3 separate regions of the Homo sapiens genome follow, and all the other regions are linked to region 2. Evidence: read pairs that join two places in POLR2A ChIA-PET (ENCODE). Cell type or tissue: OCI-LY7. All regions are shown on one strand.

Region 1 (2,500 bases), 260 kb before region 2:
CAAAATGCACAACAGACAGGAATTTTTTTAAAAAAGAAATACCACTATAAAAATAACAGGGGGAGAAACAACAGAAAACAGAAGTCAAAATGTTGGAGAGTGGGAAGTGGATGTATGAATGGTAACTGACTTAACAAAATACTAGACAGAGGCAGGTAAGAGGAACAAGAAACAAGTTAATACCCGTTGCACAACTTTGGAAAGACTTAGGAATTGCTCACTCCAAATACTTCTAAAACTGCAGGATATAGTGAAAAACAGAACTGGCTAAACAATGTGTGTGTGTGTGTGTGTGTGTGTGTGTGTGTGTGTGTTGGCAAAGGCTGGTGGGGCTGACAGGGAAGGGGTGTAAAAAGAAAAATTCTCTCTCAGCCAGAGAGAAAGGTCGGGTTACCCATAAAGGGAAGCCGATCAGAATAACAGCAGATCTCTCTGCAGAAACCCTATAAGCCAGAAGAGAGTGGAGACCAATATTCAACATTCTGAAAGAAAAGAATTTTCAGCCCAGAATTTCATATCTAGCCAAACTAGTCTTCATAAGTGAAGGAGAAATAAAATCCTTTATAGACAAGCAAATGCTGAGAGATTTTGTCACCACCAGGCCTACCTTACAAGAACTCCTGAGGGAAGCACTAAATATGGAAAGGAAAAGCCGGTACCAGCCACTGCAAAAAAATACCAAATTGTAAAGAGCATCAATGCTAGGAAGAAACTGCATCAACTAATGGGCAAAATTACCAGCTAGCATCATAATGACAGGATCAAATTCACACATAACAATATTAACCTTAAATGTAAATGGGCTAAATGCACCAATTAAAAGACACAGACTGGCAAATTGCATAAAGATTCAAGACCCATTGGTGTGCTGTATTCAGGAGACCCATCTCAGTTGCAAAGACACACGTAGGCTCAAAATAAAGGGATGGAGGAATATTTACTAAGCAAATGGAGAGCAAAAAAAAGCACGGGTTATAATCCTAGTCTCTGATAAAACAGGCTTTAAAGCAACAAAGATCAAAAGAGACAAAGAAGGGCATTACATCATGGTAAAGGGATCAATGCAACAAGAAGAGCTAACTATCCTAAATATATATGCACCCAATACAGGAGCACCAGATTCATAAAGCAAGTTCTTAGAGACCTACACACTCTTGTGTGTAGAGACCTACACAAGACCACACAATAATAGTGGGAGACTTTAACACCCCACTGTCAATATTAGATCAATGAGACAGAAAATTAACAAGGATAATCAGGACTTGAACTCAACTCTGGACCAACCAGACCTAATAGACATCTACAGAACTCTCCACCCCAAATCAACAGAATATGCATTCTTTTCAGCACCACATTGCACTTATTCTAAAACTGACCACATAATTGGAAGTAAAACACTCCTCAGCAAATGCAAAAGAATGGAAATCATAACAAACAGTCTCTTAGACCACAGTGCAATCAAATTAGAACACAGTGCAATCAAATTAGAACTCACTCAAAACCACACAACTACATGGAAACTGAACAACCTGCTCCTGAATGACTATTGGGTAAATAACGAAATATAGCAGAAATGAATAAGTTCTTTGAAACCGATAAGAAAAAAGACACAATGCACTAGAATCTCTGGGATACAGCTAAAGCAGTGTGTAGAGGGAAATTTATAGCACTAAATGCCCACAGGAGAAAGTGGGAAAGATCTAAAATAGACATCCTGAAAGCACAATTAAGAGAACTAGAGAAGCAAGAGCAAACCAATTTAAAAGTTAGCAGAAGACAAGAAATAACTAAGACCAGAGCACAGCTGAATGAGATAGAGACATGAAAAACCCTCCAAAAAAATCAATGAATCCTGGAACTGGTGTTTTGAAAACATAACAAAATAGACTGCTAGCCAGACTAATAAAGAAGAAAAGAGAGAAGAATAAAATAGACACAATAAAAAATGATAAAGGGGATATCACCACTGATCCCACAGAAATACAAGCTACCATCAAAGAATACTATAAACATCTCTACACAAATAAACTAGAAAATCTAGAAGAAATGGACAAATTCCTGGACACATAACACCCTCCCAAGACTAAACCAGGAAGAAGTCAAATCCCTGAATAGACCAATAACAAGTTCTGAAATTGAGGCAGTAATTAATAGCCTACCAACCAAAAAAAACCCAGGACCAGACGGATTCACAGCCGAATTCTACCAGAGGTACAAAGAGGAGATGGTACCATTCCTTCTGAAACTATTCCAAACAAAAGAAAAAGAGGGACTCCTCCCTAACTCTTTTTATAAGGCCAGCATCATCCTGATTCCAAAACCTGGCAAAGACACAACAAAAAAGGAAAATTTCAGGCCAATATCCCTGATGAACATCGTTGCGAAAATCCTCAATAAAATACTGGCAAACTGAATCCAGCAGCATATCAAAAGCTTATCCACCACGATCAAGTCAGCTTCATCCCTGGAATGCAAGGCTGGTTCAACATACGCAAATCAA
Region 2 (2,500 bases):
GAATGAACAGGAATAAATCTGTGTTGTTCTTTCTTTAGCAAAATCTATAACAGTAGCTATACCACAATGTGAGAGGACCCCACAGACCTAACAAATTAAAGTCTGTTGCTGGAGAGACACACACACACAAAAAAAAATCATAAAATGAAGACTTACTGCTTGTCATGTGACTTGGTGAGGCATGCTGTCCATTGGGTGTGCTTGAGGTGAGGTCAATTGCCATATTGGAGTGCTCCCTTTCGGGTGAAAGCTCATTGTCACCTGCTTTCACAAAATATAATCTTTTGGTTTCTATTCATTGTCACATAAGATGTAATTACTAACTTTGCTTTATACACGCAATGGCATGCATAGCCTTCAAACTGTAAGGTAATACATTTTTCCCTTAGAAACTATAAGGAAATATCATTTAGAAATATACAGTTGAATGAAATGATGAGAAGCCATAATCAACCCACAATAAAAAAAATTAACAAAACTTTATTATCTCAATACATAAGTTGTTGATTTCTAAAGTATCTTTCAGTTGAAAGAAATAACTTTTCTTTTAACATCTAATTTAATTGTTAAGCACACAGAATTTATAATGAGCATTTTCCAAAATGCTGGCTATCAGAGAGAGGATGGAAAAGACAGGTAGCTAAAGAAATGTCAAGTTAGGAAAGCTAATTCTCTTTCACATAATATGTCTGAAAAATTAGGTTACAGAGAAGTAAATATTTAGTACACACCATATTAATAGACATATATGAAACCTGGCCTATTCTCAACTTACAACAAAGTAAATTATAAAAAGTAGGAAAGTGTTGAACTGCTAGCTACTATTGATTTAAGTACACTACTTAACTTAGTATGTTTCTATATTTCCTTCTTATTTCACTTCAGTGCTGTCATTTTCTCAAACTCATTCAAAGGTGAAATTGTGAACAGAGAGAAAAAAGAGTACAGAATTCTCAATAAAGTTTCATAATCCAGGAATTAAAACACAGGTAATACAAAGGCAACTTTATTACCAATAACAAATCAATGAAAACTAATACTTACACGTTATATAGCCATCAATAGCCTCTGTTTCCATAGTCAAAGTGCAATGCTGCAAAACAAAAGATTATACCCTTAATACAATGATTCCTTTCAGTATCTGCCATTAAATTCTTAACTTATTTGAAGCTCCAAGCAGTTAGTCCATGTTGCTGCTGCCACCTGTGCCCAGAAACATACACAGTGTACTGTATGTGCTCATTTGCAAGTCACTGAACTCTTTCTGCAAATGATCTGATTCCTGCTGGAGATAGGATAGGAAAGATAAGTGTGCTGTGAGATGGGCTAGAGCAAAAAGGGAATGACTCTCTTAATCAAAATTTATTGGGTTTAAGAAAAAATAGGGGGTATAGCTCAAATGTGTCAGCTTTAACTGGGATTTAAGTGTTTTACCATTCACTACTTCCCACAATCACACTGCAGTTTGAGGACTTCCCCAGTATACAGATAGCTCTATTCACAATTGTTGCAAGTTGGTTCATCATGTTCTAATAGGGAGGGGGAGGACAAACAAACATAAGAAAACAAAACAAAACAAAAAACTTAGTGCCCAACGGTGTCTTGAAGATTTCTACAGCAGTTGGCCAACTCCCTGACTTGTATTGACATTTTAACCTACCCCAAGTTCTGTGTAAGCACCTGTTCAATGTAACCTTAATTTCCTGCCAGACCATGCTTGGACACAAATGCCAAGCCTACTTAATACAGTCTGATTTTGAAAATTTCATAAACTTTGGTTGTGCTAGAGAGAATCATTTAAAAAAAAAAAAAACTTTGGGCAATTATTCTCATGCACAAACGCCACACAACAGAACATAATTCTCAGAAACAAAAGTAAACTGTATGAGATGACACCCCCTAGCTTTGATTCACATAATGAAAAGATCGATAATCTAACTGTATTCTGTGGGGAAAAAAGTTTAAGAATTGACAAGTCCTGAGAAGATTTTTACTTTTTTTTCCCCCTTTGGCCTTGGTCCTTTTTGCCTTTAGTTTCAAAACTCTCACTGCACCAGCAGCTAAATTATTCACAATGAGCCATTTCTGTATTGATCGCCAAGTATATTTAGCCCTGGCTCCTGGAATTTCTCCATTACTTACTGGAAAACAGGCAGCTTCACTTCTTGTCTCCAAAACCACTTCCCTTCTCCCTCCCCTCCCCTTCTTCACCACCACACTCCCTTACCCCCCCCCCAAAAAAAAACTTTTATTTCTTTCTTTATGGAATAATCAGATCAAATTCCCAACTCAGTCACTACATAGCACTTAAATTTCAACCTGCTGTACTGTTATCACATTCTTTTAAATTATGATTACATAAGGCTTTAAAGAAAGAGATCCGTAAAGTTTAAAAGAGGAGCAGTTTCTTCGGATATTTTACAAATGAGCTTATCTCTTTAAAAATGTACACATTTAACACACACATATTAAAAAGAAAGAAACGTCAGGGAGAAGCGAA
Region 3 (2,500 bases), 260 kb before region 2:
TTTGAAAATATACTTTAAGGGAGATCTACATCAAAATCTGATAATTTATCTGGTCTGGAATGCTCTCTTTGAAATTTACCTTATTAATAAATTACTAGCAAAATAAATTTTGTTTTCTGATATATATTGGGTATTTGTACCCTCCAAATCTCAAGTTGAATATAATCCCCAGGGTTGACGGTGGGGCCTGGTGGGAGTTGATTGGGTCCCATGGGGCAGATCCCTCATGAACAGCTTGGTGCCCTCCTCACAGTAATGAGTGAGTTCTCACTCTGACTTCACATGACATCTGGTATTTTAAGAGTGGGGCACGTTCCCCCTTCTCTCTCTTGTTCACTCCTGCCATGTGATACACCAGCTCCCCTTTTGCCTTCCTCCATGATTAGACGTTTCCTGAGGACTTACCAGAAGCTAGGCAGATGCTGATGCCATGCTTGTACAGCCTGCAGAACTGTGAGCCAAATAAACCTCTTGTCTTCACAAATTACCCAGCCTCAGGTATTTCTTTATAGCAACACATAACAGACTAACAGAGTTTTTTAAATTTTTGTTTAATAAAAAATTATTTAATTTATTAATTTAAATAATAGCTTATTTAAATTAATTATTAAATTTTATTGATTTCTAAAATTGTATTAATTTTTTCTAATGAGTATGCCCTGTATTCTATGGTGGCAACAAAACTTACCAGTATAATGAGTTCTTTAAGTTTCGATAGCCCTAATCAACTCTGATATGCTATTATCTCATGCAGGTTTCATTTTCCCATATTTATCCTTAATATCTATAGAGGTAGAGACTAACAGAATTCTCATGACACATCCAACATGGCGTAAGTTTTAGTTTGGAATTGCCTAATAAACAATATCTCACCAGAGTGCAAAAATTAAAGGTGACATATTACAATTTGAAAAACGTAAAACAAATGATTTTTAAAACTAGTTAAGCTACTTTTTAAAATCATAAAGTGATGTTTAATAATACATTGGGACAAAATAAAGGAAACTGCCTTGGGGGATTAAGAAAAAACAACACTACACTGCAAAGAGAAGCACAAATATAGACAAGCTTATGGAGAGTAACAGCCCACCATCTACTTATGCTTTTCACTTACAGCTCTATTATGCTCTTAATTGTGAGGTCTAGTAAGACCACAACTTGTTGATTGCCGAAACAGGAGGGCTACACATAGGATCATCATACAGTGCAGCACCACCTGGTGACAGAATGAATAAAAACCACACACACGAGAAAAGCTGATTAAATCGGCATGAATTCCATACTCAAAGATGGGGAAGCAGGAGTCAGGGAACTAAGGTAAAGGCATGTACACTCCCTCATATTTCTCTGTCACTCACATTGAATCCTAACAACCCTCTTCCAAATTAACTTTCTACACATCTCCATATTTTTGGAACATCCAACGGAAAAAAAAATCAGGTCTGTTTCCAATTGAAAAAAAAAAAAAATCAGGTCTGTTTACCTTTTGCAAGAGAAGCAGGTGTATCTTGAGCGAATCTTGACGCTTATAACATTTCCAAAGCTGTCTTCACGACCTCTTAGTACTCAAGAAGTCTTTTTATATTCTCTAGAATACTTCCTCTTTTTCTAAGAGAAAGAAAATAAAATCTAATATTTTAAAGATTTTTACCAACTGGAGCTAAAACTTGTTTTTAGAACTTATTTGTTATTTAATTTTATAATTGCCTGTATAACCCTTAATATGTATTACAGAGAAAGATGCCTAGGAAGTCAAAGAAATGCAATGGAATTGGATAAATTTAGTTATACCAAAGAACCTTCCAGACGAATCCACTAAGACTCAAACTACCTTCCAAAGATGCCAAATACAGTCATGGTTAGAGTATAGATCCATTCACAAACCATTTCATCAATATGAAGCAAGGGCAAGAAAAGGCTTTTTGGTTTTGATTTGGTTTAGTTTGCTACTACAAACTGTCCTGCCATCCTATGGGTATCTCATTTAGTTTGCTGTTTCAGAAAAGAACAATGAATTTTGTGCTTCAAAAGAGGCTTTTTGCCTGTTCTGTCCCTTTAAAGTCAATAGCTTTTTGAAATTGTCCTGCTGACCCCAAATAAAAAATTCTGAAAGAGATGCTCCTGACTCTTCAGAAACCCATTATGTGACAGGACTGACTGAGCTAATCCTGTGAGTGTTTTACTGCCCAGCAGAGATGTGGTGGCTTTGGTGGATTATTGTCTGGCTGCCCTAATGGAATTCCTCTGAGCCCAGTGGGAGATGGGGAACGATTTTCTGCTCCCAAGAAATTAACTGCTCTAAGTCTGCGGAATGCGGTAATTTTTTATTTCCTAAACAAACTCTTTCACCTGTTTCAGTTAACTTGTACAATGTCAGAAAAGCATGAGGGCTCAGAGGAGTGAAACTAACCTGATTTTATTCTTTCATTCAACTATTTATTAAACAGATACTGAGTGCCAAGTACTTTGCTAAGTAACTGAAAACTAATGAAAAATAAAA

Evidence for each region. Peaks named below come from ENCODE experiments on the same cell type or tissue, not always from the same donor. Only the 100,000 strongest peaks of a DNase experiment are listed, where the experiment ranks them.
Region 1: POLR2A ChIA-PET joins it to region 2 with 7 read pairs; 4 of 35 experiments call an interaction of 5 or more read pairs at or near these places.
Region 3: POLR2A ChIA-PET joins it to region 2 with 7 read pairs; 4 of 35 experiments call an interaction of 5 or more read pairs at or near these places.

The regions. Positions count from the first base shown.
Region 1 is chr2:212,883,813-212,886,312 of GRCh38, forward strand. No RefSeq gene overlaps it. Among named protein-coding and RNA genes, the nearest start is that of MIR4776-1, 41 kb to the right of the region's middle. In OCI-LY7, no CTCF peak of the experiment used is centred here; no DNase peak of the experiment used is centred here.
Region 2 is chr2:213,147,552-213,150,051 of GRCh38, forward strand. It overlaps IKZF2 (IKAROS family zinc finger 2), which reads right to left. Exons shown (of 9, transcript NM_001387220.1): 3 at 1,045-1,093; 4 at 157-261. The coding sequence starts at 1,078. Among named protein-coding and RNA genes, the nearest start is that of IKZF2, 2.8 kb to the right of the region's middle. RefSeq lists an enhancer at 1,686-1,785. In OCI-LY7, CTCF peaks have their summits at 1,147, 1,921 and 2,121; DNase peaks (open chromatin) are centred at 1,210 and 1,650; H3K4me3 peaks cover 1,992 bases; H3K27ac peaks cover 1,424 bases.
Region 3 is chr2:212,891,202-212,893,701 of GRCh38, forward strand. No RefSeq gene overlaps it. Among named protein-coding and RNA genes, the nearest start is that of MIR4776-1, 34 kb to the right of the region's middle. In OCI-LY7, CTCF peaks have their summits at 1,210 (motif pointing left) and 1,412; a DNase peak (open chromatin) is centred at 1,200; H3K4me3 peaks cover 520 bases.